Regions from separate parts of the Homo sapiens genome. Here region 2 is linked to region 1. The links are chromatin contacts, found by Hi-C or POLR2A ChIA-PET in ENCODE. All regions are on one chromosome and are shown on one strand. Each heading gives the region's core, a stretch centred on a gene start or an enhancer-like site at or near the end of the contact. The rest is flanking DNA. Distances are from core to core; before and after follow the strand shown. Region 1 holds the start of RGS14 (regulator of G protein signaling 14). Region 2 holds the start of GRK6 (G protein-coupled receptor kinase 6).

Region 1 (4,417 bases), core at 106-2,605:
CTTGCAGTGGGGACACGCATGTGTGAGAAAGAGGCAAACCAAGGACCCTAGCTAAAATTTTTAAAACTGGAGTTCATCTGGGGCCAGGTCAGGGCCGAGGGCAGGATGCCCACCCTTCAGCCAACACTACATGCTATCAAATTAAGTTTATATCCCCCAAAATTCATACGTTGAAACACTAACCTGCAAGGTGTTATTTGGAGACAGGGCCTTTGAGAGGTAATTGGGTCATGAAAGAGAACCCCTTAGGGTGGGATTAGGAATTAGTGCCCTTATAAAAAGAGACAGGAGGGAGCTGGCTTCCTTTATCTCCACTTGCTATCGTGAGGGCATGGCAAAAAGACAGCTGTCTGCAAACCAGGAAGAGGGCCCTCTCTAGATACCAGATGTGCCAGCGGCTTGCCCTTGGACATCTCAGCCTCCAGAAGTGTGAGAAATACTTATTTGTTGTTTAACCCACCTGGTCTATGGTATTTTTGCTATAGCAGCCTGAGTTGACTAAGGCAGGATTTCTGAGTGAGTATGAATGCGCTCAAGTCTTTGGCCACAGATATAGGTGATCCAGTCCCCTACCTAGGTAGGTGAGCGTGTGCATCATATCTGCTTACACATATGTCACTGGAGTGTCGGAATACATATGTCCTATGTTCAGGTGTGCCTGTCACATGCACCTCTTCAGGGGACTGTGCATGCACATGACTATACACCCAAGTCCCCCTTGTAAGGGAGAGCCCATGTGTTTATGACACGCATACCTGAATGTCTGTGTGTGCACAGCCATGCGGGCAAGTTATCCATCTGTCTGCACACCTGGCCACATGCATGGAAGGAGCCTGTAGGTGTCTGGGGCTAGAGGTACCCTGCATATGTGCAGCTGCCGGGGAGAGGGGTACTGAGCACATGTTTGTCTGGCACACAGTAGGTATGAGGTAAGTGTGTGCCGAGTAAAGTACACGTGTGGATACACAGGTCCCAGTGCACGTGTGTGCATGTCCACAGGAACGCCCCCAGGGTGGACAAAGGTGCCTAGGTATGTTTACTCGTGTGCTGTGAGCCCAGGCATGAACTTAGAGCTCCCTGGTCCTGGCCAGACCAGGCTGGGCTCCTTGCTGGGCACACGGAAGCCTCTGCCTTGTGTTGGTGCCCGTGCGGGATGCTGCCAGGAGTGTGTTGGTGGCGTGTGTGTGCGTGAACGTGTGTGTGTGTGCGCGTGTGTGTGTAGGAAGAGGCGTTCGCTCTCTTAGACCTTGCTTCTTTCTGTGGTTTGGTTTCTATAGAGACACTTCCTGTGGCAGAGAAAAGAGGTAGTGAGCGGTGTTTCAGGATGTGAGGGCCCGCAGGAGCCGAGTCAGGCTCTCTCCACTGCCTGCCCGCCACCGTGCAAGCTCTGGCCGGCGCTGCCCACAGTCCCCATGGTGGGCAGCCCCCGCGGCGGGGACCCCTGATCGGCAGCGGCATGCCAGGGAAGCCCAAGCACCTGGGCGTCCCCAACGGGCGCATGGTGAGTGTGGGCTCCGGGCCAGGGCCACGAGGAGGGGGTGGGCACACCCAGGGTGGAGCCCAGGAGGCACACCCGGCAGGGCCAGGCAAGAGCCCACGGGCTGCCAGCAGGCGAGAGAAGTTGGGTACAGACAGCAGCAGGTGGTAGGACCTGGTGCTCTCACCCCTAGACCCTTCCAGATGGCCCAGCCGGGAGCCTGGTACAACCCTGGCAGTGAGGCCAGAGCGGGCACAGGCTTCTGGTCCAGCCCCCACCACTCCCTCACCTGCTGCATCTGGGGCTGCATCCCAGGGTCTCAGGGACACTCGATGTGCTCCTTGCCCCCTGCCCATCCCCACAGTGGCTCAAGCCCCTACATCCCGCTCAGCCTGAGTCCTCCCCTCCTCACCCCCTGCTCCAGGTGCCCAAGGTCATGTTAGTGGCAGCTCTTGCTGGGTCGGTGTCCTCCAGCCGGAGCTACTCCAGAGGCTTCCTGCCAGAACTAGCATTGTTTGGGCAGCCCGGGATGGGGCAGCAGGGTCAGACTAGGTTGATGCAGCTTCTGCCTGTTCTATTCCTGAGCTTCCAGGAAGGGCTGAGCACTAAGATCCCCCTGGCTGCAGCTGCCCCACCCCTTAACCCTCTCCCTGGCTGCTTAGCCCCAGATCAGAGCTGCCCTCAGAGGATCTGGCTCTTCTCATTCATTCAGCAGATGGGGCAAGCTGTGCTGGGCCTCCCTTCTCTCCCTAGGGTTCCCCCCTCACTTGGAAGAGTCCCTCTTAACAACCTCAGGAAGGCCAGTGTCCTGGCCCACCACCAGGCCCCAGCCTAGTATCACGGGCCAAAGCCAGTGGCTCTATAGAGACCTGGGTTCCAGTCCTGGTTCTATTCTCTCTTACTGGAGGGAGGGTCCTCGCCAGCTCTCAGTTTCCTCATCCCTAAAATGAGGAGGTTGGAATGAATTTCAAGGCTTGTTGAGATGATAGAGTGAAATAATGCATATGAGGCCTTTGACCCATTGTGGGGGCTGCATAATTGTCAGCCCAGTGCCCCCTACATTTTCAGCCCCAATTCAAAGATCTCCTGCCTCACCAAGAAGCTGAGGCAGCCCCATCACCACTCCTGCCCCTTAGTTCCCAAAACCTGCCTCTACCTCTTCTTCTTCCAGCATCTCTTTCCTGCCCAGCCCCGGGCTGGCCGGCTGGGAGAGAGGCCACCCTTCAAAGCCAGCTCAGCCCCCCATCTCACTGTCTGCAGTACCGACCCCACAACGAAAGTGCAAAAAGAAAACCCACCTCCCTTGCATTCCCATGTCACAGGCATGACACTTCGCTCGTCCTTGCCTAGGCGACCGGGCCAGGAAGCCAAGGAGGCTAACCCCAGGCCCACCCTGGGAGGGCAACTGGATTGATGCTTCTGGGACAGTGCCTAGAACTACAGGGCAGCAGAGGGGGCCCAGAGACAGACCCAGCCCCTGCCCCTTCTGTGTCAGCCTGTGACTTCTCTACTCAAAAGTCACCTAGAGCAGGGAGGGTGCCCCAAGGTCTGCCCCCAGTTCCATCAAGCCCACAGACGCCCCGGCTCCTCTCAGAACTGTCACACACAGGTTTATCTTTGCCCTTCCTGGGCCTGTTCCAAACTCTCTGTGCCACCTCTTAGAATCCCGAGGGTCACAGATTGGCTGCCTGCTGGTCACTGAGTAGCTTCCCGTGGCCCTGCACAGCTAGGGCAGGGAGGGCCAGACAGGCACTGGGATCTGAGGTGCGGATGTGGATGGAGGGGCGCCTGGGGGACAGGTATGTCTGGTCCCTCCATGAGTTACCTCCCAAGGGAGGCTCAGAGAAGTAAATGCTGTGCCGAGGTCAGCCAGAGAGTAGAGCGTCAGCATCTGAACCCCCAGAACTGCCTGGCCCCAGTCCTCCCCTACCTCTCCTCTCACCACCATCATTCCCTGCTGTGGAAGCTTCAGTTGTCAGCCTTGCCTCTCTGCCATTCAGCTTGTCAGGCAGTTGCAAGGAAACCTGTCACTTGGAGACATCTCCCAGCCCCCTTCCTAGGGATGTCTTCACACAGCCTCTTTACCTTTTCATTTGTTCATGTACTTATTCACTCATTCATTCAACAACCCCTCCTTAGTGCCTGCTTGGTGCTGCCACTGCCCCTATCCTAGACACTCCCGACCCAGGCCCATCAGCCCTAGTCCCTGCCCCCTAGTCTGGCAAGGCACAAAAGACACAGGTGAAAATACCAGGCAGTGGCTCAAGCCTGGAATCCCAGCACTTTGGAAGGCCAATGCAGGAGGATCGCTTGAGCCCAGGAGTTTGAGACCAGCCTGGGCAACATAGTGAGGACCCATCTTCTTTTTAATTAGCTGGGCATGGTGGTATGCACCTGTAGTCCCAGCTACTGGGAAACTGAGGTGGGAGGATCGTTTGACCCCAGGAGGTAAAGGCTGCAGTGAGCTGTGATCACACTCAGACTGCACTGCAGTCTGGGTGAAAGAGCAAGATCCTATATTAAAAAAAAAAAAAAAAAAAAAAAAGATGGAAGGAAGGGAGGGAGGGAGGGAAGGAGGGAGAGAGGAGGCAGGCACAGTTGCTCACGCCTCTAATCCCAGCACTTTAGGAGGCCGAGGCGGGCAGATCATGAGGCCAAGAGATCGAGACCATCCTGGCCAATATGGTGAAACCCCTTCTCTACTAAAGATACAAAAAATTAGCTGGGCGTGGTGGTATGTGCCTGTAGTCCCAGCTACTTGGGAGGCTAAGGCAGGAGAATTGCTTGAACCTGGGAGGCAGAGGTTGCAGTGAGCCGAGTTCGTGCTACTGCACTCCAGCCTGGCGACAGAGCAAGACTCTCCACTAGCTCCATGCACCGTGTTGTAGGAGACGGTCCCTAAAGGGTCTGCAAGCTGGAGGAGGGAGGGCACGGCATAGG
Region 2 (4,405 bases), core at 1,343-3,842, 69 kb after region 1:
TTGCTGAATCCCCCTCCCCCAGGAAGGGCCTAGCTTGACTGCCTTCCTTGCCTCCCCCAACCTCCACGGCCTCCACAGTGAATTCTAAATGATCCCCCTGATGTCTTGTGCCGGTCACATGCTCTAGATTCAAAGACCTGGTTGGAAACATTGGAATTGTGCTCCAGCTACCAGAGACCTGGGAGAAAAAATTCTACCTCCCTTCTTTGATTTCCTGAGTTGAAGGCAGGGTCTGCCTCCACATCTCATAGGATTCTTCTCAAACGGGAAGGGCTTCAGATGTTGGGAACTAAAACAACAACAAGCCAGCCCCCTCCCCTCAGCTTATCCTTCACAGTGCAGCCCAGAGCTCTCTATGAAAGCAAATCTGATCACCCTACTCAAAACCTCCGTGAGAGCTCCCTACCACCTTCAAGACGAAGTCCAAAATTCCTTAGGTGGCTCTCAAGGCCCTCCCTGATCCAGGCCCCTCCTGAGACTTCAGCCTCATTTCTTGCCCCCATGTCGACCCCATTGTGTACCACTGTGTACCTTTAAACCCCAGCTGGATGCTTAGGTGCTGAACGCAGGAGCCCTTCCTGACTTCCTCTACGGAACTTCGAACATGTGATACCCCTCTGTCCAGAAGGCTCTTTCCCTCCCTACTCCAGTAACCTGCACATTTTCACTGAATCTTCAGATTTCACTTGGACACAACAGCCTTCACTAAGTGAGGTACCTGCCCTATGTTCCACTGGGCCCTGGGTTTCCCTTTTTTTTTTTTTTTTTTGAGACGGAGTCTCACTCTGTTGCCCAGGCTGGAGTGTATTGGCACGATCTCGGCCCACTGCAAGCTCCACCTCCCAGGTTCACACCATTCTCCTGCCTCAGCCTCCCAAGTAGCTGGGACTACAGGTGCCCGCCACCATGCCCGGCTAATTTTTTGTATTTTTAGTAGAGACGGGGTTTCACCGCATTAGCCAGGAGGGTTTCCCTCTTTTAAGGTACTTAACTCCCTAGATCCTAGATCCATCCACTTTTCTCCGTCTCTATTGCCACCTTGTAGGTCCAGGCCACCACCATCTCTTTACTGGAATTCTGTAAACTCCTGACTGCTCTGCTTCCACTCTTGGCCCCCTAGGAATCCACCAGAGTGATATTTTTAAAATATAAATCATTCTTTCAAATGTTTCACATTTCACTTAGCAAAAACACTTCAGCCTCCTGGACGTGTTCACAGTCCTCCATGACCTAGCTAGTGCCTTTGCTCCTTCTGTCTCATCTCAGACCACTGGGCCCAGAAGCTGCGGACGCCTTCTCCTATTCCCTGAACACACCACTTAGTCTGGCTTAGAGCCTCTGCGTTTGCTGTTGCTTCTACTGGATCCGCTCAAATGTCACACCCTGAGAGTGTCACACACTCTCTTAACGTCCGAAGAGCAGTTGTCACTCTCTGAAACCATCTATTTGTTTATTTACAGAATAATTACCTTTATCTCACCCTGCCCTCACTTGCTCCCTCCACTTCTAGCAAGTAAGCAGGGAGCCTGGCTATCTTGCTGCCATCACTGTGTTCTCCAGCACCTGGCTTGGTGCCTGGCACAGAGGTGTTGCTCTGTATTTTCGGATGAATGAATGCATAGGAACTAGAGAAGCCTAGATGGATCCGGCTCTGCCTTACTCGCGGAGTTTGGGCAAGCCTGTTTCCTGCTGCGTGAAGTAGGGGGTGGAGGAAGCGGGGTGTTAAGCTACAAGGTGTTGATTAGCTGTAAGATTTCAGCCTTGTTTTCTCCGTAGTCTTCGGGCTGGAGCCAGCCACTTGACGTCCGGCGCCTCAGCTCCCCACCTGTATAATGGGTGTGAACTCATCCCGAGGTCTAGGGGTGGTAGCGCTGCCTTATAAGGCGGCAGAGGCCGAGGGAAGGCGAGGCCGAGTGGGTGGAGAGAAATCACAACATCCGGCTGCGGGGGCTGGGCGGGGCGCCTGCGGCGACCGGGCAAGAGGTCGGGGAACGGCTGCGAGGCCGCAGCCTCCTCCCTGTCTCTCCCTCTTTCGATGTGCGCCCTCCTGATTGGGGCCGACCCAAGGGAATACGGCCACACAAGTGGACCAAACAAACTCGCTGCCAGCCCGCAGGAGGCCCAGGATACGGAGCGCGTCCCCGACAAAACCCTAGAAAAGCCGTCTGCGAGCCAAAGGCCGCCGGGCCACACCTTCAGGCGACGACCCAATCAAAATGCAGTACTTGAGATGACGGACGTCTTCTTCACCCAATCACATATTCGGCCTCCTGGGCGTGCCCCAGAGTACCCACCTCCATTGTCCCGGCTGAGGGCTCGGCCCTAATTGGCAGTTTGGTATCCTACGAAAGCCTAGAAATTCGAACCTAGGGGCTGAACCCCGCCCTCAGACCAACCAGGAAGAGGTGACGTGATTGGTCCCGCCCCCGTACTTCTTTGAGCGAGTCCCCAGCTGGGGGGGCGGGGGAAAAAATGAAGAGGAAGACTAATGGGAAGACGGCGCGGGGAGCTTCTGCCCGGTGATTGGTCAAATGAGGTAAACAGAGGGCGGGGCAGGGCGGGCCAGCGCCGGGGTGGCCCCCGGGAGGGGGCGGAGAGTGCGCGGCTGGCTGCGGCGGCCGGGGAGGCCGGGGAGGCCGCGGCGCGGTCACTGCGAGCCGAGCCGAGCCGCGCCGAGCCGCGCCGATCGCCATCCGGCCTCGGCACTCGCGCGCGATCCCGGCCGGCGGCGCGGCCCGGCGGGCCAGGCGGCGCCACAGCCCATGGAGCTCGAGAACATCGTAGCGAACACGGTGCTACTCAAGGCCCGGGAAGGTGAGGCGGCCGGGTGGGCGGCCGGGCCCGGGTGCGTGGAGCGCGAGTGCGCTGCGTCTGAGCTCCGCAGGGCTACCCAGCCGTCGGATCCCCTAGGCCCGCGGGCCCTGCGCCTTACACCCCGCCCAGACACGAGCCTTTCCGGCCCGTCGTCTTCCTCCTCCGCACCTGCCCCCGGGATTCGGGGCCCAGGAAGGGGCGGGGGTCAGGCCGCCGCCCTCGCGGCGGGTGGGGGTGAAGGAGTGAAAGAAGGTGAGACGAAGAGGGAAGGGTGGGACCGGAGCCCCAGGAGAGCCTGTCTGAGAGGCAAGCCTCCTCCAGGGGAGAGGTGTAAAGATGCCCCACGTGCCAGGGGCCCAGACCCCAGCACCCTAGCCTAATCCCGCGCAAAGTTGGCGATAGGTAAAGCTGGAGAATGAATAAACGGACCCTCTGCGTAGCACAGCCCACCTGACTTGGGGAAACTCCTGGCCACAAATGCTACTTATAGGACTGCCACTTGCTCCGTGCCTCAGGACACTGAGGGCAGAGGTGAATGGATATTTGCCCTCAGGGAGCCCATGGTCTAGTGGGGCTAGCGGACACAGAAAGAAGTGGGAGCAGAGCATGCTGCTCTGTCAGTATTGTAAGCTCAGAGGTCTGGCTGGGGAAACCAGTCTGGTGGACCGAGTGTGTGTGTAGCTCCTCGTGGCTCCCACCCCAGATGTTATCAGGCACTTGCTCTGTGCAGGTCCTGGGAGACACAGAAGGACCAGATCGGGTCCTCACTGCCTTGTGGTCAGTCTGCCCCCACCTGCCACACTCCACCTCAGTAACATGATCACTGACCACCCACTCTGCCCCACCTTTTCCAGGGTGCTGGGGAAGCAGCAGTAAACAAGACCCATCTTTTTGGAACTCCAGGGCAAGGAGGGAGATTGTGACAGTTTTTCCACCCTTTGCTGGGCTTCCAGGCTTAAAAAGTCATCTGCTTCACCTTTCTACCATATTTTACATGTGGGAAGCTGAGGCTCAAACCAGGGATTAGCATCAGTCACACAGCAAGATTGTGATTGACTCGGGCCTAAGACACAGGATGACCGGCACAGTCTATAGGAAGCCCAGAGGAACTTTCAGCTGGGTGCTACACCTGGCACCCCGTGCCCACCAAGTGCTCTGGCGAGGTGCAGCCCAGAAATGGCATGGCAGGCTGGGTCCTCATTGCCTGGGGAGCCTGTCTTATCCCCTGTCCCTTATCGAGCCCATGGGCTAGGCCTTCCTCCCAGCCTCTGGGGGCATCTGCCGATTCTGTTCTGCCTCGTCATCCAACCAGCCAGGGAGGAGGGGTGGGGAGGGCCGAAACAGGCCTTCTTCCCTAGGGCTGTAGCCAGTTAAGGCCTCAGGCCTGCTGATGGCACTGCCTGGCCGGAGAGTGTGGGTACCTTTGGACAAGCTTTGTCAGGCCATGGGCAAGGCACAGGGTGGTATGGCCAGACTGGGGACTGGTACCTCCACTAGAGAACCCTTACGACAACCTGGCTCTGCCCCTCCCACCTGCATGGCTTTTTTTTGAGACAGAGTCTCACTGTGTCACCCAGGCTGGAGTGCAGGG

What was found. Hi-C counts contacts between places; a loop is a spot of excess contacts on that map. ChIA-PET counts read pairs that join two places held with the same protein, here RNA polymerase II (POLR2A). Pooled maps may share reads with other maps.
Region 2: a loop to region 1 is called in a map of CD4-positive, alpha-beta memory T cell, with 7 times the contacts of the local background. The contact joins the promoter of GRK6 here to the promoter of RGS14 in region 1. A Hi-C loop is called at or near these places in 7 of 168 maps with a recorded cell type or tissue (B cell, CD4-positive, alpha-beta memory T cell, CD8-positive, alpha-beta T cell and 3 more), 18 of 37 single-sample maps with no recorded cell type and 23 of 50 pooled maps. POLR2A ChIA-PET finds 5 or more read pairs at or near these places in 37 of 52 experiments (A549, A673, AG04450 and 30 more).

The regions. Positions count from the first base shown.
Region 1 is chr5:177,356,569-177,360,985 of GRCh38, forward strand. RGS14 (regulator of G protein signaling 14) reads left to right here and starts at 1,356. Exons shown (of 15, transcript NM_006480.5): 1 at 1,356-1,501. The coding sequence starts at 1,457. RefSeq lists enhancers at 1,230-1,279, 1,408-1,908 and a silencer at 1,380-1,609.
Region 2 is chr5:177,424,084-177,428,488 of GRCh38, forward strand. It overlaps GRK6 (G protein-coupled receptor kinase 6), which reads left to right and starts at 2,593. Exons shown (of 16, transcript NM_001004106.3): 1 at 2,593-2,814. The coding sequence starts at 2,763. RefSeq lists enhancers at 1,677-1,846, 2,267-2,806 and a silencer at 2,517-3,166.